7 separate regions of the Mus musculus genome follow, and regions 1, 2, 4, 5, 6 and 7 are each linked to region 3. A link is a loop called in an ENCODE intact Hi-C map of the cell type or tissue named here. Cell type or tissue: left cerebral cortex. All regions are shown on one strand. Each heading gives the region's core, and the rest is flanking DNA. Links, peaks and the distances in the headings are about the cores only. Region 1 overlaps Kcnd2 (potassium voltage-gated channel, Shal-related family, member 2). Region 2 has its middle 140 kb from the start of Gm22828. Region 3 holds the start of Kcnd2 (potassium voltage-gated channel, Shal-related family, member 2). Region 4 overlaps Kcnd2 (potassium voltage-gated channel, Shal-related family, member 2). Region 5 overlaps Kcnd2 (potassium voltage-gated channel, Shal-related family, member 2). Region 6 overlaps Kcnd2 (potassium voltage-gated channel, Shal-related family, member 2). Region 7 has its middle 130 kb from the start of Gm38772.

Region 1 (4,351 bases), core at 177-4,176, 210 kb before region 3:
AATCCTACAATTTTTTGTATCTTCTGAGTAACAAAGTGTCCATCAGTGAGTGGAGTAATTTTCAGTTTAATGTATTCATTTCAGATTCATAATTTTAATCAGAAATAAAATACACAAGTGGCCTGCTGGGGTGAATGGGAGAAATTTGAACTGATCTGTTTTGCACCAGCTCCTGGCCAAAGTCTGGGCGCTTAATTTAGTTTCTGCCTCTGTCATATTGCACTGAAGCTTCCTGGGGAAATATCCTATGCATCTGGCAGATAAAAACAGACAGAAAGGGAGATGGGAATTCAGCTCCCAGTCCTCTGCTGAAACAGAACATTGACTAATGATGATTTCTCTAACAACATTAGCGCGGTTAGAATCTCCCATGTCCTTTTGTTGAAGTTTTCTGACACTGGGGAGCTAAGAATGAACTCACAGAACATATTTAATGCTAAAAAGCAGTATATCTACTAAAGACACTTAAAATGCCAGAATGAAATTATATGTATCACTTCACTGTGAACAGAATTTAAACATGTTACTCATGGACAAAATCTTGAATCCAATTTTAAATTTCAAATACACATCTCTCTAACATTATATTCAGCCAATGAATAACCCTGTTCCATTACAGAGGTATGACAAAGATGGAGTACTGGGCTTGACCAATGAAGGGATCCAATTTATATATGTTTTGTGAGGTCCACATGGTTGACACCTAAGAAATTTATATCAGTAAAATGCATAACAGATGAGAAACTAGTAAGTTTTTAATTTAATATTTAGTGTAGGGTTGATAATTCAAAATTCTGAACTGTGAGTATGAGAGATATCATATATTTCCATATGTACATGTCTGTCTTTCCAGAACATGTTATCATCCAGAGACTATGTTTTCTATGTTCTAATAGGGTAACACTAGGGATTTTAAGGTCAGCAGTGTCTATGCTTTAAGTCATGGATCAATGAAGAATAATCCTGAAGCTGGGCCTATATCCCATGCAATCTCATTATGACAGGTTTCTAGGAAATCAATCTCTCTGCTGTTTATTGCGCATTTCTCAGATCACATTGAAAATTCAGCCCTTCAGTTCTTCACCTCTCATTCCATAGAAAACTGCAACAGAGAAACCAATTCAGTGTTAAAAAAATACATAAATATGTAAATAAAACCACAGAATATAGATAGACTTTTGTTGCTGTGGCCTTCTAAATCCATAAAAGAATGTAGTTTTCTAAAATTACGTGGCAGAAAACAAGTTTCCAAATAGTTGTCACTTTGAATGTTTCTGAAAGGAATGTTACAAGTATAAATTGGAAGACTATGAGCAAATAATTTAAGAAAGAATTCCCACTACAATAGGGCCTGAAGGATGCTGCAGGTCTGGCTTGCAAGTAAGATAATGGGATTAAGAAGGACACCCTTTGCAATGATGTACAGACGAAGCCTTTCTCATTTCCTAGTCTGCTTCAGAGAAAATCATGTTAGAGCAGAGGGACTCCATTTTTTATTTACTTTAAGGATGAAAGTAAATTACCATTTCTCTTTATCTTATTCGCCTAACTGTGAAATGAGATTGTAAGAGAGAATTAAGGCAAGCATTTAGTTAGTATTTGCGAGGGATTTAAATGGGAAAACAAGAGAAAATCTAAATAGATGAATGCTATTTCCTATACTTATATGGAATTAAAGATTTTCACTAAACCAGCTGGAAGCATTCTCCCTGAGACCAATTAGTTTATAATACACTTTCTCCTTTAGTAGAAGCCCAAAGCTTCTAGAGACTACCTTGATGAATGCAAGTTTGTATATAGGTATAATTGTCATTTATCAACACTAATGTTAACAGTGAAGTTCGTAAGTGCCCATTAAAAATTCTCAGTGAGGTCTGATTTTTCATTGCAAAACTACTACACAAGTACCTTTATGGATTTATGTTCCAGATGGTTGTACCATCTGGGAGCTAACTTTCATTGTCTAATGGTTTCTTGCTACATTTATACGTATTAGGCAGCAACACCCACTTCTAGTTGCAATCATTTTCTTCCCTGCATCAGTGCTTAGTAGAAAGGGTGTTGTGTACAGCTTATGAAACTGCTCGCAGATGACAAAAGGAACACACAGACTTCAGTGTTCATATGGCTAATAATAGAATGTGCAGCAATAACGCAGCCTCCATTGACCATATTCAAACTAGAGATCAGAAACATCTGTGCTTTACTTGACATTGTACTGTATGAAAGATGTATCCTAAGCAGATTGAGGCTGCCACTCTGTTTCCTTGTTAATGTAGGCTTGCCAGATGGTACTGATGAGACTGTATTTTTTAGAGAGGCTGCATTTAAAGAACACCTGATGGCCTCCAATGTACCAGAAATTAAACTGTAAATTTTCTAGTAAATTGAAAAAAATGAGAATTTAGTGAAGAGCAACTACCACAGCACATTTTTTTTTCTTTCAAGGCCAATAATTCTATCAAAGTTTAGACCAAAAAATTGAGAACTTGATGGCAAGACAGCATAGCTCCTATGACCAAAGCTTGGTTTTGTTAAGATTAAATGTATGTCCAATGCTGTTTCCTATGTGGTCCTGTTTTATCCTGCATATAACTGCCATATTTTTATAGTATTCCCTTTTCCATTTCAGGACAAACATGGTAGTGAGCGCCCTAAGATGCCTACATAGGAATCCCTGGAAGCTATATTACCTTATATGTTAAAAGAGACCTTAAGGATATAGCCAAGTTTTAGATCTAGAGATGGGAGATTATTCTACACTATCCAACTGGGCCCACTGAAATCAGAAGAGTCCTTCTGAGAGATGAGATACAGGTCATTGGAAGAGAATGGAGGATTAATGCAGAAATTGAAATGATTTATGTTATACCATGGAGATAAATGTAGGACTATGAGCTATAGGATGGATAGGACCTTTGGAGTCTCTAGTAGATAGGGTGAGGGATTCTATCTTATGACCTCCAGAATGAACTTAAGATTGATAGGCAGCTAGAATTTAGTTTTGCAAGCCTTCTAAGTTCCTTTCTCCAGAATTGTTAGGGAGTAGATCTGCAATGCTTCAAATAATAAGTGGGGAAGAATTCATGACAATATTAGAAAATGAATTCAAATTTATTGACTACTGAGCTCAAACGCTGATTTCATATCATCTTGAATAATTTCATTATAAGTATAATTTACAATGAGGCAGATTTTTGCTGAGGATTATTATTAGAGGAAACCAAGATAAAGGAACAATACTGAGAAAGTGAGAAGGGGCCACACATGAACAAACTGTCTTCTTTTCAGTACAAGATATGGAAAAATATCTGATCTCTATGGATAGGGATACTATTAGCTGCAAACTTATGCTACTTTACTCAAACCGCGTGAGGGGAATCTCCCGTCTTTATTATTTCCAGGTTTCTATGTTGTGAAAACTTCCTATTTTTCTTGTGAGTAGATGGCAGTTAACAAAGTGACACATGGAACAACATGCAGATAATCAGGAACGCTGGCATTCTCAGCCCTAGATGGGATATCCGAATCACTCTCCCTCTTTCAAGGCTGGGAGGCCTTTATAAACAAGATTTTAAGATGGGCAGAAAGATTGTAAGAGCCTGAAGTGATTGATGATCCTAAGGAAATGATGCTCCTAAAAGCACTGGAAATGCTTAAAATAGGAGCTGTTGAGATGCCCAGTAGTCAGTTAGATCCATATGGTTTAAAAGGTAATGAAACTGAATAACTATAGAGATTATATGTATAATATTATATAATACATATGTAATATTATATATATATATATATATATATATATATATATATATATATATATATATATATATATATATGAATATGAGTAATGTGAGCATTGCTTGTGATCAGCAACATTTAGAGTCATGGATCAAATTATCCTCCTGTTCCTTTAAAGCACAGAACAAGGTTACAGAAGCAGACATCAGCTTATTGCAGCAAATTTGGTAAAGAAGTAGAATATATGAATAGAGGCAGCTCTTTCAATAAGCTCAACTTAGAGGAAAATGAAACTGCCAGTTGTGAGATGGTGTGCCTTCTGGAAAATGGTCACCTAACAGTATTGCTGCTGCCATTTTCGCTTGAATAATTGCTTTCATAGTGGACTCTGAATTGTCTTTTAAGATACATATTGAGAATCCTTTGTCCCAAAGTCTGAAGTCCAAAGCTATGCAAAGTCTGAAAAGTTTTAAATGTTGGCATATGGCTATCAATAGAAAATTCTGATAAATTCATCTCTGAGTGAATGGGATCAGAAAACCCTGACAAACTCACATAGAGAGTTTGAGATAGGAAATGGTTTCCTGAGTGGCTCTAGTCTTTTTGAATACCT
Region 2 (4,351 bases), core at 285-4,284, 1.4 Mb after region 3:
TTTAACTTGAGGCCCAAATCCTAGAAGGGATCCCAGATCTACAAACACTGCTGGAATGGCTAGGAACCAGAGACCTAGGATGGTTCCAAACATAAATGGCCAAAGGGGGTGGGGGATCAGTGAACTTATTTTTAGAGATATTCTGATATACTCACAGATCAATGCCATGTCTAGTTACTATTAGAGAGACCTTTTCTGGCATCAGATTGAAGCTGGTACAAAGACCCACAGGCAGACTTGATACAGATTAAGAATCTAAATTGGAGGTCTCCATCAGATTCCTCCTGACAGAGATCTGTGAACTGCATGTATGAGAAGAAGGAAAGATTGTAGGAGTAAGAAGGGATGGAGGAAACCTGGAGAACATGGCCCATGAATCAGCACTGTAAAAATAACTTTTATTCAGTAATTGTTGTCTCAGTGGCTTAATGCTAAATAAGCTCACCCTTTCTAGTTCTTTCTGAACCCTGCTGTGTGATTCAACTCAACTGTTATGGCTGAAACTCCTCTCCAAGCTAACAGATTTTATCTGGCCTCTCTCACATTCTCACTGAATTGACTTGCTTGACCTCAAACTAACTTTGGCAATATAATTAATCTTTTTGTTCTACCTCATACTCTGGCATCAACTGCCTGTGCTGACCTGCACTAAACTTTCCTCTACAAACTAGCTTTGTGTACATTGGAATTAAAGGTGTGTCCTAAAGTCCAGTCTAAATTCCAGCCAGAGCAGCCATGTTTCTAGATTTAAATTCATCTATACAACACAGCATGTTTTGCGTGTGCTCAAAACTGAAGCAGCAACCACAAAGCCAGAAGATGTATGCACCAGGTTCTCTGTGTATATGCTATGCCTGTGAGCTTGATGTTTTAATGGCACTCTAAACAGTCTGAGGAGGTATGCCTCTGACACCTTTGCCTGAACTTGGGACTCTTCCTTCTGCTGGGTTGCTTTGCTTAGCCTCAATATGGGGGTATTTTCCTTGTCTCATTGTATCTTGCTTGTTGTGTTTGGTTGTTGACTCTTGGCTCTTTTCAGAAGGGAAACAAAAGTTGAATAGATCTGTATCAGAGAGGGGGGACCAGGAAAACCTGGGAGGAAGGGAGAGAGGGGAAAATATGGATGGATTGTATTGTATGAAAAGGAATCTATTTTCAAAAAAAATAAAAAAACAAAACAACAACAACAACAACAAAAAAAAAAACCAAGAAAAAAAATCCCATTCATAGAATCTAAAAGAAATGAATAGAGGGTAATAAGTACAAATATAAAAACTGATGAACAACAATTATGTTGAATTCAGACTACTATAGGAGTTTATTTACATCTTTTTCATGTGAAGTCAGAAGTCCTTCATATAGTAATATATGTATCAACTAAAATTGCTGAAATTATACAATATTGAATGAACTTATAATCACTGTCAATAATACTACTAGCATTTATCAACTCTAATTTCATATGCATTGGTGGGTTTTATATTTCTTTGTGTAACGTTACAGTCTCAGACACAGGAATTATAAATATTGTAGGCTCTCATTGTTTGGGTTTCGTGATTTTTCAAATATATTCATAAAATAAAGGTTTCATTAAAATCATAAAACATTGATGTAGAACACATCCTAATTCAAATATAAACCTTAAAAAAATTCCTTATATAAGAGATCCATAATGGTAGATTATATATTGACAAGGGAGTTTGTTTATTTGCTCAGATTATCAACACATTGTGAAAATAACCTGTGGCTTACAGATTTGGTATCTGCACTATAAAACAAAGCACTACAGTGCCATCTCCTGGAGCAAAATTATCTGAAAATGGAGGTGTGATTTGATGTAAAGTCTGTATATAATTAGTTTATATTAATCAAAACAATAAGAGAAAGAAAAAGATAATGTCTAAGACTCCAATCTATGAACAATGGTAATTATATTCAGCAACACACAGTATTTAACACCTCATGCGTACAATATTATTTCTTCATATTTTATATCTATATGCATCATTAATTCTTTCGGTATCTATACCCAATGTTTACTAATTACAAAAATAAAACATCTCAGATCTTGTGGTTGATTTCCAGTTTGAATTCAGTTAAGAACAATTTTACAGGGGGTCCCACCTCTTCATTCTAGTCCTTTCACCATTGTATAACTTAATATAGGCTGTACATTAAAATATCTTAATTACTTGCTGAGAATTTTTTTAATTTGTCTAGAGTGGAACTTTTAATAAGTCCGTATAACTTCCAAACAAAGGCTGCTTTTATATAAACAGAACCCTTAAAACTTTCAAATTTACTTTGTAATTTTTTTTCCCACATGGAAAAGTAATTTTGAATCCTGGAGTTTTCTGTGATCAATATTTAAACTATTTCATCTTAAATTTTTATCAGTGATTCCTTTATTCAAAACTGTATTTTATTGCTGCTTTCCAATGTATTATACATCTTTTTCTGGAGGTGCTAAATTTTTAATATTTCTTTTATTATTTTAAAACTATCTACCCACATGCACAACATTTTGGTACAGATTACCCTAGGATTTCACTCCCACAATTTTTGTTCAGTATGGTCGACAACCAGTGTAATTCCTGATTGTATTACATTTGATCTTACATTAGAATTATAAGAAGATACTAAACTTATGAAAAAATATTACATTATTTATTGACTTTTTAATAAGTTTATAGTTGATTCTATTGAAAATTAAAATGAATTTACAATATTCAATAAAAAGCACTGTTTCTTATCTTCAGTATGAAAATAGTTATAAATGCCAAAAGTACTGTTCTATTATTATTGAATTTGAACACGTTTCTGTTGTAAAATAAACATTTTTAAGAACCCCAGAAATAGGGGTGTGGCATTTCATTTCAAATTTTCAGTTGTATCAAGTCTAGGGGGAAAAATCATCTATACACAATATATACTGATCCATTTAGAGCAGAGATCTATGCGTTTTAATGGTTGGTTATACTTTTGTAACTACTAACAGATTATAGATTGGCCCAACTCTTCATCCCCACACTCTCCATCTATCCCTTAACATTTGACAATTTTCTCACATAAGTTACTGTTATGCAAATATCTACCTATTGCAGTAGCTGAGGAGCTTGAAGCAGGGGCTGTCAAAGCAGAGGCATCTCTTTCCTGCCCCAGTTTCTGGCCTTAGGAGCTCTCCAATGTCAGCAGCATCTGTCCAAGCTGCAGCACCTGTAAAGCAATGCCACCTTTCCCGCTCCTTGCCCATAGCCATAATGAGGGACTGCTATAGAAGTTGTTCACCTTGGCAGTATTTGCTCTCCAGCCTTCCCAAGCAGCTCTGCAGTGATGGCACCTTAGCCAATTTCACTTGCAGACCTACAACGTCATAGTCCTGTCCTAATTCATGACCTTGGTGCAGTGAAAAGGGGAGTAAAAAAGGAAACAAAACAAAACAAACAAACAAAAAACAAACAAACAAAGCCAACTCCGGAGCTTCCCACAGTACCCTACCAATCCCTGAATAGGAAAATCCTCCAATCTCCACTATGGAAAAAACCTCTGCCCTGAAAAACCCCTGCCCTCTAAGAAATCTTACATAAGCCATGTCCTTTGTTAAATTCATGACTGTAGTCTCCTGGTACCAGAGGCAGCCACCTCTGTATTCATCCCTCCATATCCTGGATTTGTCACCTCCCCATAAATTACTTTTTATGAGTTTTGTTACCTGGTAAGACTTTCATTAAAAGCCAAGAAGCAGTGACAGGAAGAGGGAAGCAGTGGAGCAGGGCTGAGAGTCCTCAGCTGTCCAGCTCAGCTGGAGATACTCTCATTTGGGAGCTGGAATGGTGAAGAAGAGGAGGCAAAGTAGGTAACGCCTCTGTGGAGGAGGCTTCCTCTCAAAGATATGTGGTTCCTGGGCTCCCATATCTCAGGATTCCTCTCCATTGGGTTATTGTTCCACCAGAGCTCTGTGGTTTTGGGGCTCCATGAGTTTCAATATATCTTTCCATCTATGCAGGAATACTTATAGTCATATGCATGTATTGAAAGAATGCATCCCATATTTTCCAGGCTTTTTCATAGAAATTAATGACTTTGGGAATTATCTACATGCTTGTGCTTACCAACTACTTGCTTCTTTGATAATATTTTAAATTGACTCACTGCTAATGGAAATTTGTATTAATTTTCCCTTTGGATGCTTAATATTGTGGCTGTAAATTAATTAGCTTTCTGAAAACATATGCTTCCTTTTTTCTTAGATAAACATACAAGAGAGTGATGTATGGACAATAAGCTAGATGTTCAACATAAGGCTACTGATGGATATTAGCAAAGGACCATTATAATGAAATAGCCATTA
Region 3 (4,351 bases), core at 233-4,232:
TCTTCACCTCAGGCAAAACACTGGGGGGACACTGCTCACAGGAACACGATTATTCCAAGGTGGCGCAGGTCAAGTCACAGTACTCAAGAAGGTCAGGTTTCCCTCACAGAAGTATTTGGAATACTAAGAAAAAAAAAATACAGTGACCTAAAAATCTCTCTCCATAAAGCCTAAACAAATCTCTGCCAACAGTTGGACCAGGGCAGGTCCTGGCACATGTAAACGTACAGGTGACTTCGGAGACAGCCTGGCTTCAAACAGGTGTCTTCGCTTCTCCCCTGATACAGTCTGGTAGATATGGGGTCGGTATATAGAGCAGGAGAGAGGAAACAGGGAAAGTCAACCAGTCAGTGGTAGTCTCTTAAAAGAAAGAACCCTTTCACCTTCCCCTTTTGCTGAAGTGGTCCTTCCCGCCAAAGGCGTCTCAAAAAGACGACCTGTTGTTGTAGCTCCGGAGATGCGGTCACAGCCGCTGTCCCGCGTCCCTTGGAGTCCGCTGGCCGCCTGTACTCACGCTGCGCTTGCAGAGATGGAGGTGAAGTGCAGGGCTCGCGGCGGGGGGCGTCGGTCTAGAGCTCTTTCTCCCCCCCACAACGACGACTGACACCCTCTGCGCTAGCCGAGAGCGTTTGCCCGATGGGCCCTTTCACTCTCTGTTCAAGTTCAGCTCAGGTGCAGTGTGACAGTTATAGAGCCTGGGAGCTGGCAGCCGCCGCCGCCGTGGCGGCAGCAGCATCTGCCTCCGCGCAGAACGCGCCTCGCCCGCGGTACATACCTGGCAAAGTGCGCACCGGGGCTGAGTTGCATAGAGACTTTGCTGTCGCCTTGTACCCGGAAAGGGAAAGGCAGAGCCAGCGGCTCCCGAGCAGCCAGATCCCAGGCTCCCGGGGAGCATAAATAAAGCTCTGGCGAGCTCTCCGTCCCCTTCCCCCACCCTCCGTGCCTCCCTCCTCCTTGTCACCTTCCCAAAAGCCAGGCGCAGGCGAGCAGAGCCAACAGCAACAAGTTCAAAAAGGTGCGGGGGAGGCGAGCCGCCCAGGCCACTCGCTCCTGCCAACTTACTGCGCGGCCGGCGTCCCCGGGGTCGGGGCGCTGCGGGGCTGCGGGGCGCCGGGACTGCGGGGTTGCGGGGCTGCGGGGCGGGCGGTGGCGGCGTGGGGCCGGGACCGAGGCGGGAGCGGGCTGGCGTCCGGGCGCGGAGGCAGGAGGCGCTCGGCGGCGCGGGGGCGCGAGAGGGCCGCTCGCTGCTTCCCCGCCAGTGGGTGGTCCCGCATCTCCCCCGAGCACCGCGCGCAGCTCTGCCGGTGCGATCGATAAATAAGCTGGGAAGAGAGCGAGAGCCGCACGCAAGCCCCGCCACGCAGGTTAGGCAAAGGCGTCTCCTGCCTTTCCCTCGCCTTGACCTTTCTCCGCCCCCGCCCCCTCGGGCTCCTCTCGCTCCACCCTAGCCACCCACCAGCCTCGACGCCAAATGTCACCAAGCGAGAGCATCCAGGTGGTTCTACCCCGGGGATGAGCGAGCCTTGGATGAACAAAGGGAAGCTTCAAGGCACTCGGCCGCGGCTGTTTGATGGAAGAGAGGAGGAAGGGGACCGGTGGCTTACTGCTGCCTCCGGAGCCCCGGTTCCAGATGAGCGTGGGAAAGGGGGGCAAGGAAAAAAAAAAGATTCGAGAAAAGCTGGAAAGGAGGGTGAACAGAGCGGAACGCGAAGGAATTGGTTGCCTTTGGGGGGCGACTGGGTCGCAGAACCTGCAAAGCTCCGCGACAGAATTTTTAAGTGACTCTCCCACGTTCCTTTATTTATTTTTTTAAATTATGTATGTTCAAAACAGATATTAATGTTACTAAGGCTAATATATTACCCGTCCAACTTGCTGGAAAAGTCACACAAATCTCCTCTGGTTAGGTCTTGCCACAACTCCTTTCCCCCTGTCCTTTGCAAATGACAGGAGAATTTAGACCCTTTTCTAAATGTCAGTGTGCAGGGGCGTGAGTCTCTTAGAGTGTGTGTCTCTTCATGCCCTTTGCGCATCCCTGCCCATATCTAAAATGACCGAAGAAAGAAAAGGTGCCCGGGTGAAGGGTGAGTGATGTGAGGAGAGACAGGAAAATTGTAGTGGCCAACCGATTTTGGTCTTCGTGTACCCCGCCCCCAGTCATTAAGTGTCTTCCTTAAAACCAAGCTTTTAACAACCATGGCCACTAGATGGCGGGAGTGGCGAGAAGTTAAATTTACATCCAAGGTTGCCGCTTTAGAAAGGCAAAGGATCAGAAAAATTTACTGATTCAACAGAGAATCTGATCACGTAAACATCTTTAAATTTCCTGCGACCACCCACCTTTTCAGTGTTTATATGTCACGCGTTGTTCAGGCTTCAGACTGCATTCTGATGGACATGGAATATGATGTACAGAGTTTCCTATTGAAATGTCTTTGAAAAATTACATGTGAAGTACCAAAGCATGATCAACAAAACCATTAAGACCATTGAAAAGTGGAGTTCACTAGAAAGAGCAGACTGACTTCTACATAAAAATTTATTATTCAAGGCTTTGTCTTTTGTTTAGAAGGAAAGTGGGTTGTGATTTGCTGTAAAGAAATTGACTTCCAAAAGACTCTAGGCTTGATGTGCCCACTTTAAATGGATGCTCAAAGAGAACCTATGAACTTAAAGTATAGAAAAAAATCATCAAAGAATGAGAATAAACATCCCCTGTATTATATGGGTTTAACTGTCAAGATGGATGTTTGCTCTCTGTGCTTAGTTACCCGTGCCGGGTTAGGAATTCCAGGGCTGGTAGGTCGTAAGGCTGGAGCTAATGTGCCAGGGAAGTTTAGGACACCTGCTGTTTGTTTGTTTGTTTGTATTAGCCAAGTGAAGGATGCTTGCAAGGCTTGCAAGGCTGAAAACTAGCAAATTGAAAGGAGGGGGTTGCCTTCCAATTGCTATAAAAAAATAAGCTAGCACAAATAAAAAAGATGGCACCTTGGCAAGATGAAGAAAGCAAGCCACCCAAATAAGTAGGAGGCATAGGTACTAAAAGCCCATTATATCGTCCTACCCTGTAAGGATGGAACAGACTTTGAAGCAGACCCTTTCCACTGGGAGATCAAATACTTACAAGCATAAAATAAATACTTAACTTCATGAGAAGCCTTAGAAAACATAACATCTACAATTTGGGAAGGCGTTGTAATCCGTTCTTCACAAGCAGCTACTCACGGTGCAGAGAATTAAACTTACCTAGATTTAAGCTTAGGTTAAACACATCTATATTCAGATCCTTGCTCAGGAAATAGTGTACTGATTTGATTTTATTTAACAAACTAGTTAACGTCTATGAATGAAAAATAAAGATAATAAAGCAAAACATTTTAGCCCTGTTGTAAAAATGAAAGATAATATTTTCAAGTTTCAATGTGTTTTACTAAGAACATGGAAACTAGCTGTTTTATTATTTTAATGCTCACACAATTCATCTTATCCAGCCTGTGCATGAAATTCCCACAGACATCATACTTGCTTTTATCTCTGAATAAAGCATATCTCCCTCTCCCAACAGGCAAGAACCTGACATTTTAATTTTCAGTTGTTCATTGAAACATACAGAGATTGAAAACCCAACAGAGTGCTTGTGTTTCACTTCCCCTTCCCAAGATTCCAGTTCATCCCCATCTCCTTCCCATCCTGTATCCTATACCATATTGATTAAATGGGAAGCAAAAGAAAACTCAGCACAATAAAATTGAATTCACTACCATCTCCTAATCATATCAGTTTCTCCTTTCCTCTCCTGATAAGTGAAGACCAGGAAAGGACCCTGATGGCACTCATTCCTTTATTACTTCCCCTAGCAGACACACAGTGACCCAGTATGTCTGACTATCCATCCCATGCTGACTACCAATTCATTCTTACATGGCATTTAGAGGTGTTGTTGTTGTTAAGAACAATCTTAAGACCAGTTAAAAATAGGTATAGGTATAGGTATAGGTATAGGTATAGGTATAGGTATAGGTATAGGTATAGGTATAGGTATAGGTATAGGTATGGGTTCCTTATAACTATCATCTACTTCCCCTAAAGGTATCACTTCAAATCCTATTAAATCACAGCCAGAAGGTAACACTCATATCCTCTGAGTCCACTTGAACTGTCACAAACTGGGAAATTTATGAAAACATATATTTGTGTCTCACAGTTCTAGAAGCCAGAAATCCAAGGTCAAGTGGCCAGTAGTTTTGGAAGGTCGAGTGTATTGATATGTAGTGAGTCTTTGTTTTCTGTTTTCAGGAGTTGACAGTCTCCTGTAGTAGGAGGAGAAGACAGTCCTCTTGGGCTTAATCCC
Region 4 (4,351 bases), core at 125-4,124, 200 kb before region 3:
TGTGTGTGTGTGTGTGTGTGTGTATACAAATGTATTTTTTTCTGGAGCTTTTGGATAATATTTCTTGAGTGTGTTCTATTACTATAAAAACATTTACATTGGGAGAGTAATTAATATTAAAAACCTCATTAGTTTTCCTTACACATCAGATATGATTATGAGGATTTAACCTTATAATTCTATATATTTCTTACACTGAAGCATCATAGTTTCCATTTATACTGATGTAACTAATTTAGAAGTTATTTGAGAGGAATAAATGTATGTGCTCAACTGTCTCTAGTATATTTTAAATTTTCTTTAATTTACTAAGCTTAGTCACTGATTTGTTAGATCTGCAATGGAAACCCACAAGTACAGGAGTGGGAAGATTATGATTTCAGGAAGGTGACAAAAGCAAAATCAAACGGGAGCAGAAATCTGTTTAAAAAACAAAAATAGCATTCTATATTTCAAAAAATAACCTGATTTCCATTAATCTGCATATGTATTTATAGCCTCCTTTGCAAAGGCATCTGAGCCTCTTAGAAAACCTCGGTGGTTCGTAGAAGGCTCTCTCAGTTACGTCACTTAGAACAGCAGCTCAGATCTTGAGCTGTCTCCAGGGCCACGTGCATGGTGAACACGACAATATGAATGAAAATGAGTTTAAGAAACAGAGTCATGTGCATTTGACTAGGGCACTGGTGGAAAAATCTGGGTTCTTGAAGGTGGAATGTGTCTAGAGGAGGGGTGAGAGAAGAGGCAAAATATCTGAAGTAGCTGGTGGTTAGGACTGCTTGCTGCCAGAGAACTATGGGAAAAGTGTTTAATCTGAGAAAAAAGGTAGTAATATTTTCCCTTGAAAACCTATACAAGGACTCATCCATTCTTATAAATATTTCCCACCACAACTCAGGCATGTTTGTGGCAGCTGACAAGCCACTACAGCTAATTACCTGTGATGCCTTGAACAGGTACAGATCACCCTTGAAGCTGGAGGCTGTAGAGAACTGTTTTAAGCTAGTGTGTCTGGAGCAGGAAGCACTAAAGAAGATGCTGCCATTAAGAAAGGACCACTGAGGCAGTACCCTGTCCCAGGAGAATTTTGATACTCAGGAGAGCTTATGACAGGCCAGGTGGGAGCAGGAGGAGCAGAAACAGGTAGGTTTGACAAGAAGGCATGCGTAGAAACAATGGACAAAATAATTTTCTTTTTCACCTCATATATTGAAGAAACAAAACAAAACAAAGTACAACTATAATAATAATAATAATAATAATAATAATAATAATAATAATAATAATAATAATAGAAAATAGAAACCTCACATATCCAGGAAGATACTAATTTTTTTCACAATCTTTAATTAAGTTTTTTCCTTGTCTTGGTTGAATGTAGAATGCCAAGCCTCTTAAAACTCTTTGTCTTATATGGGTTTCTTTTACTTTAGATGAAAAGAAAGTGGTTGTGGCAGGCTGAACCCTCAAATTAGGGTTTCTTTTTTCTGCTAGTAAAACATAATGAGCTTTGGTATAAAAATGCCCCTTCTATGTCCATGGGCTGCTTTTAGAATTTTTTTGTAACTCACTTCTCTACATGTGTTCTAAATAGATAATTGTTTCTGTTGTTTCTATTCTAGATGATAATTTTAAATGTTTTAAAATGAGAAGCCTTGGTACAAATGGATTTTTCTTAAGAATTTTAGTAATTGAAGGATGCCTTTAGGGACAGAGAATAAAAGTAAAATGATGTCTTAAAAAAAAAAAAACTGGATGCATGAAGAGCTATTTGCTATCAGGATATAGGGAGGGAAATACCACGTTGGAATCAGGCTGACAAATGTTTGAGTATAAGCTTCGCCAGCAGACAGAGGACCTTGGGACCGTTGCCTATTTTGTTCCTACTTGAGGTTTTCAAGCTGAACTATGGGGATAATAATTTAGAGGTCTATTATTGTGGTTCAAATTCAATTACATTATAGCATTTAAAGCTCCTAGAGTGCTCAGTCTACAGTAACACTTAATAGAAATCTCTAAGGAAACCTGTCTGCATCAACACAAATGTCACAGCAATACTCTCAGTTGTGGAGGAAGCTGGTGACCTGTGTCACAGTGAGGAAAAGGGTTTCCCTTTCTCCAAACATGAACATGGAAACCATTTCCTTCTAATTAGGAACATTTAGTTTCTGTCTAGATTCAAGTCCAGAATGAGACTCATTGGCAGGCAGAGCAAGAGAGAAGGACCCCTGGGGATGGAAAGTAGATACTGCAGACTCACTGAGCATTCCTTCCTCGCTGATATCTGGAGGATGAGAGAAGTGTCTTCCTGTTGAACTTTATTTGACAGTGACAAAAATCATTCCCTAGCATTGAATTCACAGGTGTAAGGACAAGACTATGATGCTCCAAGGTTAGTTACTAGAACTTTAGGAAAGAAAATAAACTTATGTAATTGGAAGGCACCAATTATTTCATGGGTTGTTTAATAAATGGTATTTATTTTCTATAATCTGGAAATCTCAATGATTGAGGAACCATAGGCAGAAGATATTTTATAGCCATGCTTGATATTGGAGAGTTCACTTTCTAAGGGAGGAATCTCTCTCTCTCTCTCTCTCTCTCTCTCTCTCTCTCTCTCTCTCTCTCTCTCTCTCCCTGTGTGTGTGTGTGTGTGTAGTGTGTATGTGTGCCTATATATATTTGCATTTTATCTTTCTATCATCTATCAAACATGCAGAGTGAGAGAGATAGAGATAGAGATGATATAGAGATAGAGATAGATAAATAGAGAGAGAGAGGCAAACAGGCAGACAGACAGACACACATTGCAAAATAACACAGTATAATCTAACAATGCAACAATAGAAAACTATAAGGGAAAAAAAACCCAAGAAAGTGAATTCTTTTCAGGCTTTTAGGCTTTAAATAATGCATTAAGGTAAGGGGGTCATGAAGAAGGTCAACTAAGTTCAAAGTAAAGGTGGCTTCAGAACAGAATACTCAACATGGAGAATTATGGACAAGGATTATAAGAAGGGAATAAATAAAAATGAGAACACTCTCAAGTCACCTCACAACTTCTACGTCAGAAAGACAGAGGTTCGTTCAACTTCTACACACGCATGCAGAGAAACTGGCTCAAGCAGTTGAGGTGAGGAGAGTTGAGGCAAATCTTCATTTCCTTTATTTTAGCTTTCACATGGGAAAATGTGAAAGCCATCAGAAAGAGAAGAGTAACTTGGTCCCAATTCTACTGTAAATACTTGTTTTTGAGTGAATTTTTTTTATACATAAAGAAAATCAGAGACTAATGGTGATGATTTTATAAAGGACTTGCCACATTTCTACAGGACTGTGGCTAGGTTCCCAGCACCCAACTGGTGGGTCCCAAACTTCAACTCTGGTTACAGGGAATGTAATGCCTTCTTCTGGCTTCTGTGCTCACTGCATGAACACTGCACACAGAAATACATTCAAGCAAAACAGCCATAAAGAAAATAAAACTGAATTTTTTTAAAAAAAGATCAAATAATTTTTCTGTCCATAAACTTAAATACTACTCACTGACCATTGCATGTAGTTGAGAAATGTTATGTTAGAGCAAGAGCCGAAGATGATCTATGAACTTCATATGTCCATTTATTTTTCTTGTTGTAAACTTGATAAATTGAAATTTCTCAGCTAATTATGCTATACATTTTCATTTTCTTCACCTGTGTTCTCCTTTATAATCTCTTACCTTCAGAACATATAAGGCTCATATTGGAACTCTCTCATCTACTGTTTTGTTTATTTATAGAAAGTAAGATGGTTGACTCTTTTCTGTCTTGGTGTAGATATAGAATTTGAAATACTCCTTGCAGAATCCTTAAAAGAGAACATTACTCTAGGAAGTTAATTCACAAGATACAGTTATCATTTCCTTTTATTTTTATTACATTAGTTTTGAAGTGTGGCTTTGGGAGTATTTTTGGCAATGTAAGGCCCATGCTTGGCTTTACCAAATTAGAAACACTTCTGTAATTGACCCAGTATTCACTTAGGACTTCTGCTTAAGTAAGTCGTATGCTCTTTTGTGTCCTGAATACAGTCTGCTTCACAGATGCTCTGAAAGAAGGAATGGATATTTTAGCATGCCTTACAAATGAATATTCATTGAGTTGAACTGCAATAAAACAAACAAACAAACAAATTAACAACAAACAGCTCTTAAGTCCTAATTCCATCTTCTTGGTTATCATTTGTGAAGTGTTGATGGGAAAGAACACACTTCTAGTAGGATTTGACTGGGCTAAGAAGTTATGGCAACTGTGACTTTTGTGTTTGGCAGCATAAAACTATAATAGTTAGGTCAGTACACAAAATTTCC
Region 5 (4,351 bases), core at 137-4,136, 220 kb before region 3:
AATTACAGTTCCAACTTTGCTTTTCCTTTGTCTCTAATTGATGAAACTATATTCAGGTAGCTTCACACTGCCTCTGAACATACCACTACATCCTTGAATTTTAAGTTTATATTGCCTGAAGTCAAGTATGAGTCATGAATTTCAATACATTGGTTTCAATTGTTCTCTGCAGCAAAGGTGCGGAAAGCACTTATTTCTCTGGGTAGCATTCGCTTAAATGAATGTTCTCATTTGAAGTATAAGGAACAGTCAAATCAACTATCACCTCTATAAAACCATATAATGATGTAAAACACATTAATGATTTATACACTATTAAAGTAGACCATAATTTCCTTATACAGACTTTGAATATGATTATTTAGCATGGTTATTTGGAGATGACACTGTAAGATCATTCTGTCTCCCACATCTGGTAGAAACCATAACACCTAGAGGCCAGAACAATAAACTCTCATAGAGTCAGTGGTACAGGTGTTTGGTAGGGCTTTTTCTCCCGGCTTCCTTTATTATCTTGTGCCTATACATACAAATGTTTATGGAAATTATCACTTAAAGAAGTAGATACTTACATTTTCAGAAAAAAAAAACCTTTGTTATAGTTACTGAGAGAAAAATATATTTTACATGAATTATCATCTAAGTTGGGGACAAGCTAATTTCCATGTTTTGTCATCAGTATGAGGCCCACAGAGATGGTAATAGGGAGTTTGCTACCTGCCACCTCTTTACACAACATGAAAATACTACTTTTCTCACACAATTTTCCCCTAAAACGTGATACAATGTATTGCTATCAATGGGGCAAGTAGTAAGTAGAACTAGGTGATAACTTATGGGCAATCCTAGGTGATAAAAGCATACATAGAGGAAATCTATGAGAGATAGGGGAATTACAAGTCCTGCATATTGCACATCAATATCATCTTTAATGTCTACCATGCACTTTATCTCACATAAATGTGTTAGTGCATATTTCCTCTTTTGGCAAGTTTCAGAAGTAACCTTAAATGATAACATAGAAATTATACATAATTACCTTTATCAAGTCCATATTTTGGTTACATTTCCTTCCGGTACTTTTTTGTTTTGCTTTGTTTTGCTTTTGTTTGTTTCTTTGCCAAATTAGTGGGATTAATTATCAATGATTAATGAAGAATATGTGGTTAGAACATATCATGATCATCCTTATTATATTAGTATAAGAAAATGATGGACTGTAATTGTTTTGAAGAAAAGCAAAAAAACTGTGACAAGAAATACAGAGGTTATGGCCAGAAATGGACTGCAAAACTAAGATTTTTTAAAATATAATTTTGGGAATCAGACTCAACTCCTTATGCTTATTTAGTGAATTTTTTATTGTCTGAACTAATTCTTCAGTCCCATAGACATCCATCCCAATTCCATCTCTTAAGTACAGAGCTAAAATAGAAAATATTTAACAAATGTGAATGAATTATACTGTTCAAATGTTAGTCTAACAGTTCCAGATAAATGCTCTCAGTATTTGTCTAGCTGTAGTGCTCTCTCAGACAAATTGCCTTGAAGAATAATTGTTTCTTTCCTTGGTGTTTTAGTCAAGCATCTTTACTATGTAAGTTGGAAAATCTCAGTGGCAAGCAAAGCAAAAGATGACTGAAGTTACAACCATGATTGGGGATAGTATAGCAAGCAAACTCTTTGTACTATGTTGCAATGCACTTTATAAGTATATTCTGATTTCATAGTTTTTAAAAGTTAATACATTCTATTTTTATAGAGCAAATTTAGGTTCACCACAATTTTGGGTAGCATGAACAGGGTGTACCCATTTACTCTCACTCCTAGAACCTGCACATATGGCCTGACAGCTGGCACCTAGGACCAAAGTGGCACATTTGTCACAACTGTGGGACATACATAGGCATATCTTCACCCATAGCCCACAGAATGCACCGGAGTTCACTGATGTCTGTTACTCTTTCTCTTAATATTAAATGTAAATTCCTCTTTCTTTAGAATTTTACTCTAAGCTCTTTGATGCACAGCTAGTTAGCAGATAGTAAACTAGTAGGTTAAGGTAGTATGTAGTATGTGGCCTCTAAACCAATCCAAGTTACTGCATTCCAACTCCTTCATACGTTTGCCTTTTAACATTTGTGCACTGATGCAAGACTAAACAGCAGCCATATGACTACATTGGTAGCAAAGCAACTATTGGTTACAAGTCCCGTGATGATGGTTACCTAATTTACCACCTTAGCCATAAAATGAGGCCAGCCCTACAGGTTTGCATTTGGAAAGGTTAAAGGAAGTTCAGAAGTTTGGGGCAAATGGTAATGATTCAAACATGGCAGGCACGCTGTGGTTGAATATTTTATTCCTTTCTTCATTTTCGTGTTGATGTCCCATTTGTATTCAATTAGGCTGAGATATCTTCCAATATAAATAAATACACAACTCGTTGAGAAGAGGAAATAATGGATATTTTAAACACTTCCATAGAACGAACAAAATTCTGGAGGTTATGTAAAGCAGTAACATTCTGCACCTTGTCTGCCCGCTTCTGTCCTCCTCCACACCGCATGCAGCAGAAAAATAATTTAATGCAAGAGCATTTAGTTATAGTATGCTAACTGACATATAGAGCTTATAAAATGCATGAATAAAATGGGCTGGCTACTTAATGCAATATTATTCATGCTGTGGATTAGTTTAAGTGATACCTGTTTGATTAACCGACATGTGTACCTAAAGGTTCCCTGTAGGATAAGTGCTTTTACGGATCATGCAACTCCAATAGTGACAAAACCAAGAATGTCTGCTTTTACTAGATTACACTCTAACTATAGCTAAAAATTGCTCTCTGTGTCAGTTACTTCATGCATTTATTTATTTTTTAAGCCTCACAAATAATCCATCTTAAAAAAAAAAACTATTGGTTCAGAAGAAAAAATATAGCAAAGCCATTAAAAGAGTGAGCAACTTGGATGTGGTTAAGAAACAAGGAAATGGGGCTGTTGAGATACAAACTGGAACAGTTCCGTTTTAGGTTCTGGACATTTGACCATGGAACTAGCTTGGGACTAAGAGAAAAATAAAAATGAGAACACTTATAATGTGATAATAGATACATTTTAAAATGCTTTTCTGAAATTTTAGGGTTTGTTTTTATGATGATGTCTCACCTCAGAATAGCTGCAGAGTGTGTCTGTTCATACATAAGGTCTGGTAAAAAGTTATAGGTTATCTGAGATACAAAGACTTTATGTGGTAAGAAATTCATGATTCTCCATTTATTTTGTCTAGATTTTTAACCAACTTTATCAAAAGCATTGATGTGTGTAGAGTTAATAGGAAATAACATGCAAGTAGAAGTCCCCATGAACACTACTTCTCTCTTAATCCTTTTCTGGTTTCTACATACACAAACATAGTTCTGGTGACTTATTTACAACCCAATAAACTCAAGAACTAGTATAGAGAAATATAATTATTGCTAGTTTCTGAAAGTCCAGTACTTTAAAAAGATTAATCTTCTTTGCTTTTTTTTTCCCTTTCTAAATTTAAGACTTTTCAGGAAAACAAAATGCCAAGAAACCTGACATGGATTGACTTCAGGCTTCAAAGATATTCCTTGTTGCTATCAACACACACATGGTGATGAGTAGCCAGGTCAACTCCTTAGATGGTCCACCATAAGATGGTGTTGTCTTGGAGCACATTGTGTAATTGCCAGCACAAGTGTAAGCTCCACACACTATGATGCTCTCTATGGCTTGTGCAAATAGGATTTGGCATGTCCACATAGGGTCGGGAAACCTACTGACTAGAACAAATGATGATTGGAAAGCTTAAATTTAAGGGTCACCTTCAGGTTCTTTCCTGTTATCTGTGGGGATCTACACAGCACTGTTTGCACATTGACAGAGACAAATTTCAGCTTGGTTCTCATTTCAGAGAGCATGATGGTGAACTGTTCAGAATGCTGCTGGTTCCTTCACTTTCCCTTATAGATTTCAGTCTCACAAGACTCCTGTCAGGCACAGGTTTCCAGTCTTTCAGTCTATATGTATTCTGCTGACTCCTAAATTTTTAAGTCAAGATTTCTAAATTGTTTCTAGCACAAAGTCTTTGCACAAAAACCTAGGCTTCTTCCATAAAGATAACAAATTCAATAATGAAAAATTTAAAAACTAAGACCATTCAGAGACAAATTAGTTTGTGTAATGTATTTCAAGTCTGGTTATTATTTTATCAAAATTTAAGATTATTACCAATTTACCAGAGCTTTTGGTTATTTACCATTATTACCACGAATTTAAAGCATGATAACTGTATGGCCCAGGATGGCAAGCTGAGCAACAAT
Region 6 (4,351 bases), core at 258-4,257, 500 kb before region 3:
TTTTATAGGCTGGCAAATGTTGGTAAATTTTACACACAACATATTGTAAATAAAATTTTATCTATATCCATTTAATTTCACCATTTGACATTTTTACAAAAAAATTAACAGCTAAGAAATTGCAAAAAGTTCAAAGTTTTTACATAGTTTTGAATGCTCCATTGGTAGACCTCTAGTTTTATTCATATGACTTTTATTTTTCTTGCTTATCTAATATGAAGAATATATATACATATATATATACATTCACACAACAAAAGTATAATGGGTAATATTCCATTGTAATGGGTAATATCCCTAGAAAAGTCCTGGCTTACAAATCTGTTTTCCAGGGACACTGAGAAAGGAGACAGGAGTGATGTTTAAAAAAACAATCATTCACATAGAAGGGATTTTTGTTCCAAAGGAAGAAAGAAAGTGTTGATATTAGAGTGAATGCAGTGCGCAACCTCATGCCCAATCCTTTGTTGTTCTGTGATGGAAAGTCACAAGTTGCCAGGTATGAGAAGTAGAATGACTGGAGCCCGGGTAGATGTAGTGAAGTCCAGAACAGTCATGTCTGCTGAGGAATCCAGGTGCTGGGTGGGTCCATTACTGTGTATCAACCACTCAACTAGTTAAAATACAAACAACTCATCTAGGCACAAATCAATTCCTGGAGGCATGTTTGAAAGATGGATTGCTTTCTTTAGAAATTAGATGAAAGTACATAATATGTATAATATCCTGGTGGAAGAACCTCTCTCTCTCTCTCTCTCTCTCTCTCTCTCTCTCTCTCTCTCTCTCCCTCTCCCTCTCCGTCTCTCTCTGTCTCTGTCTCTCTCTGTCTCTCTGCCTCTGTCTCTGTCTCTGTCTCTCTCTGTCTCTCTGTCTCTGTCTCTCTCTCTCTCTCTCTCTCTCTCTCTCTCTCTCTCTGCGTGTGTGTGTGTGTGTGCGTGTGTGACTGATTATGATTTTGTATCTGAGGGTTTTCTTTCTTTCTTTCTGTTTTTCTTTTGGCTTGAGTGCTAATCCAAGAGGTATACAAAACAATTTCTTCTGACCCGGAAACTGGATTACTTATTAACTAATATTTCTATCCCTTAGGGTCTCAGTGGCTATGTTATTCATGGATTTTCTGCCATCAGCTTGCAATCTAGAAGGATCACAGTTTGATGGATAGTTTTTATAGTGGCTGCTATGTTTGCAAATAGCAAATGACTTTTTAAAGTGTTGCCATATAACACCTGCTTGTGGGACAGACCTTCTTTGCCAGAGGGGCTCTGGTATTAATTTCACAGTGGTAAGATTGCTCTTTGACATTTTGAAATCAATGTTTGCCTAAGAGCAGCAATGACTTTGTTCTCGCCTATTTTGCCCAAAGAGTCAATCCCCTTCTCTTACATAGTTTGAGAATTTCACATACATTATTTCAAGAATTGTGTGCTATCTTTTGTTTCAGCCAATCTATGAACTATTATTCTTTTAAAAGTATATTTTAGAATCTTTTTATCGTTCAGAAAACTAACACATTCAGCCTCTATGACAAAGGGGAAACTAGATGGTTCTCTTTCACAACTAGAGGTCTTTAGTGAAAGAAAATAGACGTTCAGGGAATTCATGAATAAAGCTCAGTGGGGTAAATGTGGACCCTCTATGGTGAATTGTCTGGAATAAAGTTCTGCTTCTTCACATAATTTTTCCCTTTCCTGAGACCTTCTTGTTTGATTTAAGGAGAAGAAAATCCTCACTCATACTGGACAACCACTCTATAACCGAGTCTATGAGAGTTGAATAGCCAAACGAAAGAAAACCATTTAAATGGAAGATTCTCTTTCATAGATTGAGGTCTTCTGGCTAAGTTACTATTATGGCTCAATAATATTTAAAACATTATTGTAACCATTAAGGGAATCTCAATGCCATATATTATTGATTACAGAGTCTGAATTCAATTGACCAAAAAGAAAGGCTGCCAAATGAGCTACATGATTTTGCAACTGCATTAATACTAACTGCCCACTAGGGGGCATAAAAACCTAAACGAAAGTTTGGAAACAAACCAGGTCTTTTCTGGTCTTCTCAAGCTGAGATGCGGAGAAGTATTTCCAGTAAATTGCCTGCACAGATCCCTTATCTTTGCCTACATACGCTCAACATTTAGGATATATTTGGGCATCTTATTACTCTGGAAATAGTTGAACAGCACACAAAAAAATCCCACCATTTTCACAGATTACCCAATTTCAAGGATATGAACTAATTCTGACAATATTTTGCTTCTTCTAAAAAGATAAGTCCTCTTCTACAGTGACAGTGTGAGCTATCACTAATGCCCAATTTTAAACAAGAAGCTCTTTACTAGGCCTCTGGAGTGTAAATGAGGGACTTTTAAGGACAGGATGTATATAGAAATGGAGAAGGAAGGATGAAAGAGTCACCACGCCTTCAGCCCATGGGCTAAGCATTCTCACCCAAAAGGGTTTTCTATTCAGAATTACTCACTGGGTTTCTTTGGACTCTGCCTTTTTAACAACAAATTCTTTTGTCTTTGATTTTTCTACTTGAATTCCATATTTCATATCACAAAGGGAAGGATTTAAAGTTCATAAATGGAACAGACGGTTGCAACGTCATGACCTAATAAAATATTTATTGCCTGAACGAATGCCAACAGTAAAGAGACGTCAGAGTCCTGTCTGAAGAATGTTTTCTTATTTTCAAGTAGATTTTTATCATTTTTTAAAAGTTATGACAGTAAATGTATAATTGATTATTGGGGGGGGCATACATTCAAATCAAAGAATACTGTCCAGCTTCAACAGGAATGGTGTCCCCAGCCGTGGGACAGTACAAGATACTTTCTGCTTTTCCACCTCATCTCTGCCTCAGCAGTCTGCTTTATCCTGATCATCCCTTTCCTTGGCAGAAGACCTTAGTGTCCGTCACCGGGAAGAAAGAGATCAAATTCTTTATTATGATTCAGATCCTCATAGCATTTCACAAATGGACCCTTGGTTCTCCCTCAGCTGCTCATCCACACATCTGATGTATTACAATCAACACAGAACTGTTTTTGTTACTTGAACATAATATTACTTCCATCATTCTAACACTGGGCGTGTCTAGACTTTTGACGCTATGTTGCATATTATCATATCTAAACTTCATGCTCAATAACCATGCAATTTATTTATAAAAAAAAAACCCTCAAGGTTTTGAGTAACTTTATAATATTATGTTGATCTGAACTCATAGCTGTCCTGGGTCAAATGGAGATGCTGGGCTACTGCAACTTTGTTCTTTTTAGAACAAGTTTCTTTGCATTCCTACTGCATACATCTTTTGGAGAAAACTGCAATTCAAATGGACAGAGCCCAAATGTCAGTTCTCATTTGAAGAACATCTTGACCATTTATCTGGGGGTCCAGTGAGACTACTCATTCTTTTTCTTTTATACCTTGCAACTAATAAATTGTAATTGGTTTTCTTTTTAGAGGCTTGTACTTTCTTGCCAAACCATGAGGTGGAACAGGTCAAGGATCCTGTCATCAGTATCAAGTGACTTTACCACAGACCTTGTCTGTTGTTGAGCAAATCGTTAGAGCTCAATAAATGTTTAGTGCTTAAATAAATCTGTCAAGATGATGTCTGGAGGCAAATAAGAAACAAGGGAGACACCAAGGAGAGATAGTTCTCTCTCGTTCTCTTTCTCATGTCCAGGACCAGAGCAGTTCATTATTTTTTCTGTTCCTCTCTGGCACCTTCTCAAATGGTCACACAAAGTGGTTCAGTATTATCAATGTATCTTCCTTCTTATACCCAGAGGAGTTGCTTGTAATCTAGTGACTTTAAACAAGATGAAGGGGTAGCAACCCGACATTTCCCCACTTCCTGCATGCTTTTTATTGTCATGTGACTATGGCCAGCATTGTTAAATGCCTTGAAGTTGTTTGGAGAATTTTGTGAGCTCAGACGCCCAGCCAGTGGCAGTTATCATAATCTCACACACCATCCTTGGAAGGGGCGGACTTTCCCTTTCTCCCTGTCCTGCCACTGCTGATCTTAGGCTGATGTAAGTCGGGAGCATTAGCAATCCTTTGCAAAGACCATCGTATGGTGCTTGCTTTGCCAAGCTGGCTCCACTCTGGTTTTACCTGGGGAGTGCATTAGAGGAGACGAGCTTGTCTTTCAACGAAATAAAATTATCCCAGCAAGCAGATCAAGGTTCCCGCAAATATGGCCATTTGGCTTCGGGCTGACAGCAACAGCTTCCAGAGGAGGCCTATTTGTGTTCTTCTATTCCGGGAAGTTTCGTGTGTAGTCCTGATGTGCTGCTCTCACACAGTGGCTTCCTTCAGGTACCTGCTGC
Region 7 (4,351 bases), core at 116-4,115, 370 kb after region 3:
CATCTGTAAGTTTTCCGATTTTCACAGATAAATCTGCCCAATGACTCACACTTCTGCCGTCAAACTTTGTTGATTTAACTGTATTTAGCCATATTTAAAATTTCCCTAATATACATTAGACAAATTTAAAATAAGATTTGTTTTTATTATTTAAATGTCTGAGTATTTTACCTTCATATGTGTCTGTGTACCACAGGAGCTGGTGTTCAAGGAAGAGGTTAGCCTCCATGTAGGTGTTGAGAGTGGAACCCCGGTCCTTTGAAACAACAGACGCTCTTGGCCAATGAGCCAAATCTCCAACATTTTAGTGTAGTTTTAAATATTTGAAAAAATAGAAACATTCACAACTTAATTTGAAATCAGCAAAATATTGCATATTATTGACAATTATAGCATGGGAAAGACAGTAAATTTAAAAACATAATTGTGGATATATACAGTCAGTATTGGAATATTTGACAAAGGACTATTATGGTTTCTTCAAATTGTTGTAGTCTTTTATATTTTTTCTAATAAAGATTAGAAAAATAGGAAGTTTTGTTCTATTTTGATTCATACTCAAAGTTCCTAATGTCTCTGTTTAGGAAAATCAGGTCTCGGTTTCAGGAGTCTTTCCATCTGTGCCTGCCTCTCTCTTGGGATGCGGTTTCAGTGCTCTTCCTTGGGGATGGAGAGAGTTGCATCAATGTTAAGTATGTTACACTATGGACATCTTCCATAGACACTGTCATAGAACTTATATGTAGTATTGGTAAATATTTATTTTGTTTTATACACATCCAGATATTAAATTCATCCTTCCCAATTAGGTAAATTTTGAATCAAAATTTTCTGAATTCAATATTTAAATTCAAGGTTTTAATATCATACATCCAATTATAACATACAAAATAATTACTGAAAACAAAAACAAGGAACAAAAAGAACTAAAATATCTACAGATGGAACAAAGCACTGGCATTTTAGCTAACAGTATACAGAGATAATGTTGGGTCTGAATAGTTTCTAAAAAATTAAAGCTTTGAATATATATATACATACACACACATAGATAGATAGATAGATAGATAGATAGATAGATAGATAGATAGATATTAAAAACAAACCAAGTGGAAAGGTTTGTCAGGATACTACAGAAAGCATAATAGTTTAGTTTTCAGAAATTCTTTAAGTTGTCATAAGTCAGTAGCAATGCAATTTTATAAATTAACATGGAAAAATCTTACAATTTTCTTTAGAAACAGAGCCTTTTGAAAATGTGAATTTTTATATATCTTTCAAAGTTGCTAGTTTACTGTCTATAAGGAAAAAGAAACTGACTTTATAATTGAAATATTTGGGTTATATGTCTATGAGTCTTTTTTTAACATACTTGCTACTAGAAAAATAATTGACATTGCACAGATGCAGCCCTATCAAACATTTGACTGGTAACAATATTTTCACTAATATAATGACATTATAATTAAAATCTGAAATCAGATATTATGATAACATGATTTATTTTAATTCCCCTTGATGCCTCATGATTTTGAAATTTCTAGTTTATATACTTGCAAATCTGTATTTAAAGCATTTTTCTCGTTAAAAATATATTCGCTTACTAGGAATAATTCTTGAGTTTTAAATTAGTACTCGTTATTGAGACACTTGCTGATGACTTAATTCATTTGTAACCTATATGTCTTAGAATGAGTAATTATTTTCAAACAATTTAAAAATAAGCTTATAATTACAAACCACCAACTAGTGAGAGATTTATGCATCTACTGGCAGTCTCGTGGCCTCAGATGATCTATATGTTGATGCTTTCCAATGCTTTGAAACAATCAAACTGACAGTTCTAGTACATAAATAAAACGACTAGCGTATTGCTACACAGACATTAGAGAATCATTAATTATTAATCACTTCTAATGGCAATTAAACATTTTTGGTCATTAAGATACAGCATTTTAGGAATGATTGTTCAAAGGAGTGATTTCTGAAACACTGCCATCTTGTGGTGTTGTTTATGATATGGACTGCTGAAAACCAAAACTGTTCTCTAATGAGATAAGTAATTATTTCCAAGAAAACCTATAGAATGAGAATAATCTGTAACGTAATTAAGCAATACCCCTTCTATGTTCTCCCAGACTAGCTGCTCCACTGCAATATCAGAAGCAGAAGGGATAATGTATCCTATTTGCCTACACATTTATTACAAAGAAATAATTGAGGAGGAAATTTAGTCAATGCTAGCTAATACTTCTCAAGAGGGTAAAGGTTTAAGTTTTACTAAACTCAATTTATTTCTATACAGAAATTATTTATTAGGCATGTTCAATATAAGATTTACCCAGGTCTTCGCAAATAGACTCATTGACTGCCCTTGGCTTTAGTTTGAACCGGGTCTCATTTGCAGTATGATCTGAGCCATCAAGAATGTGATCTTAATGTGGTACAATTGAGTCGTTTGGTAATCCAGGGTCCTCTAAATCATCTTAGTTTTCCTTCTCATTAATTTAGACATATAAATGACATAATATAGACATATAAATATGTGCATATTTATAATTAGCTTAAAGTTTGCTTGGTGACTGACATTATTTGTTTTAACTTCTATACTTAGAAACAAATAAAACTCAAAACTCAGCCTGTTCCCCAAATAATAATGTTTAAATATTTATCATTATTAAAAATGAATAAAGACTATTTGATGTGATTATATCTCCAAGATTATTCAGGATTTATTAGTAAAAATCACAGTGTCTGTTTGTAGTGATAGGCTTAGGGACATTTCAATGATGCATTGTGTTACTGTAAAGTTTATATAGTAAAGATTCATTCATTATAAAGACTCACCATCCTCACAATTATTACATGGCAATATTCTCAACACTTAGCTCACTGCAGGAGCAGCTGCATGGCCTTTTGGACAAAGAGGTTGTCTGGCAATGCAGGAGGTACATTTGACAGATCATAGACATAAAAATGTTTGTAAACACCCTTAAGATCTGTTTAGGCCCTCTCTAGAAGCTGAAGCACGAGGAAGCATTTCAAAGCAACTCTGAGTAAAATGCCCCCAAGCTTTTAGTACTGAAGTAGTTTTCACAAAATACCAGCAAAACTCCTTATGTAGCAACCTTGCCCTTGCTCTGCAGACAGTCTTTTATTTTCTGTAAGGGAATTAATGTGAGCACTATCAATGAACCCAGCCTTGTAATAATCCTCTCTTACATCTTTGCCAAGTGCTTTCTGTTTCTGTGCATCTCAGTCCAAATCTCAAGTGCTTTTATTCTTCTCTATGGAGTTAGAGGCAAACCTCCCTATTTCCTATTTGTATTAGATCTTTGACCTTGTGGTGGCATCAATATTCCTCAGCATCTCTTCAAATACTGAACACAAAAGTAATCAAGGTTTAAAGAAGCAAACATGATAGGGTTGAGTAAGAAAGCGTGTAATTGTGGTAAGTTTAAAATACTTTCATGAGTGACATATTTCTTATAAATGATCACAATTTTATTATTTCACTTGAAATCCCGTTTGTTTATTACCAAAAATATGAAAATTAGTGTTTAGAAATAGAAATTCAAGTGTATTTAGAAAAATAAATAATAATAAAGATAATGAGGATTATGTTACATCCCAAAAGGTGTTTATTTTTCATAAAAAATAATAATAAAATCAGATTCTAGAGATTTAGTTCAGTGGTAAGTACTGGCTTCCTATGTTGGAGAGCATCTACATCCAACTACTAGAACTACCTACAAATGGACAGAATATAGAACTAATAAATTCATATGTAAAAATGCGACCAGTTATATTTTACCATTCAGTAGCCTAAAAACACCATTTCTGAGAAACCATACATATGAATTGTGGTGTTTTGAATGTATAGTACAGTGAGTTACAATTACATACATAACTCAGATTTGTGGAGAGCACATCATTGTAAGCATTTTAGATATTTTCACTGTAATATATACATATATATGTGTATGTGTGTATGTATATACATATATATATTAAATATTTCCTGTTTCAGAAACAGAATATTATATACATGTAAATATCAGAGAATATATATGTATATATATTAAATGGGTATTTTATCTAAAATATAGTATGTAGTACATATATAGGAATATAGGTATATACTGCATGTAATATATGTATTATATATTATATATAAATATATGTACTATGTTGATTATAATTATACATATATGTAGATTACATGTAAAACATTATACAAATATTTATATTACATATATACATATATATTAAGCCTATTTTTTAAAGGAAATTTGTTCTGAAAAACAAACAAAAGGTGTTTAAAAGCAATAAGCACTTGACTTTCGCACTA

Evidence for each region. Hi-C counts contacts between places; a loop is a spot of excess contacts. Peaks named below come from ENCODE experiments on the same cell type or tissue, not always from the same donor. Only the 100,000 strongest peaks of a DNase experiment are listed, where the experiment ranks them.
Region 1: it touches region 3 in a loop (5-fold over the local background); 3 of 42 quality-filtered maps call a loop at or near these places.
Region 2: a loop joins it to region 3, with 4 times the contacts of the local background. A loop is called at or near these places in 6 of 42 quality-filtered maps.
Region 4: a loop joins it to region 3, with 2.7 times the contacts of the local background. A loop is called at or near these places in 3 of 42 quality-filtered maps.
Region 5: a loop joins it to region 3, with 3 times the contacts of the local background. A loop is called at or near these places in 2 of 42 quality-filtered maps.
Region 6: it touches region 3 in a loop (19-fold over the local background); 6 of 42 quality-filtered maps call a loop at or near these places.
Region 7: it touches region 3 in a loop (12-fold over the local background); 13 of 42 quality-filtered maps call a loop at or near these places.

The regions. Positions count from the first base shown.
Region 1 is chr6:21,422,234-21,426,584 of GRCm38, reverse strand. All of the region lies in intron 1 of Kcnd2 (potassium voltage-gated channel, Shal-related family, member 2), which reads right to left. Among named protein-coding and RNA genes, the nearest start is that of Gm52855, 120 kb to the left of the region's middle. In left cerebral cortex, for the core only: no CTCF peak of the experiment used is centred there; DNase peaks (open chromatin) are centred at 283, 2,049 and 2,208; H3K27ac peaks cover 362 bases.
Region 2 is chr6:19,763,048-19,767,398 of GRCm38, reverse strand. No RefSeq gene overlaps it. Among named protein-coding and RNA genes, the nearest start is that of Gm22828, 140 kb to the right of the region's middle. In left cerebral cortex, for the core only: a CTCF peak has its summit at 1,802 (motif pointing left); a DNase peak (open chromatin) is centred at 1,793.
Region 3 is chr6:21,211,866-21,216,216 of GRCm38, reverse strand. Kcnd2 (potassium voltage-gated channel, Shal-related family, member 2) reads right to left here and starts at 871. Exons shown (of 6, transcript NM_019697.4): 1 at 1-871. In left cerebral cortex, for the core only: a CTCF peak has its summit at 2,200 (motif pointing right); DNase peaks (open chromatin) are centred at 887, 1,442 and 2,190; H3K4me3 peaks cover 2,230 bases; H3K27ac peaks cover 2,401 bases.
Region 4 is chr6:21,414,660-21,419,010 of GRCm38, reverse strand. All of the region lies in intron 1 of Kcnd2 (potassium voltage-gated channel, Shal-related family, member 2), which reads right to left. Among named protein-coding and RNA genes, the nearest start is that of Gm52855, 120 kb to the left of the region's middle. In left cerebral cortex, for the core only: a CTCF peak has its summit at 2,224; a DNase peak (open chromatin) is centred at 546; H3K27ac peaks cover 757 bases.
Region 5 is chr6:21,428,820-21,433,170 of GRCm38, reverse strand. The region is part of intron 1 of Kcnd2 (potassium voltage-gated channel, Shal-related family, member 2); the gene reads right to left. Among named protein-coding and RNA genes, the nearest start is that of Gm52855, 110 kb to the left of the region's middle. In left cerebral cortex, for the core only: no CTCF peak of the experiment used is centred there; a DNase peak (open chromatin) is centred at 1,839.
Region 6 is chr6:21,707,125-21,711,475 of GRCm38, reverse strand. All of the region lies in intron 1 of Kcnd2 (potassium voltage-gated channel, Shal-related family, member 2), which reads right to left. Among named protein-coding and RNA genes, the nearest start is that of Gm30270, 140 kb to the left of the region's middle. In left cerebral cortex, for the core only: a CTCF peak has its summit at 1,995 (motif pointing right); a DNase peak (open chromatin) is centred at 2,081.
Region 7 is chr6:20,838,005-20,842,355 of GRCm38, reverse strand. No RefSeq gene overlaps it. Among named protein-coding and RNA genes, the nearest start is that of Gm38772, 130 kb to the left of the region's middle. In left cerebral cortex, for the core only: a CTCF peak has its summit at 2,011 (motif pointing left); a DNase peak (open chromatin) is centred at 2,016.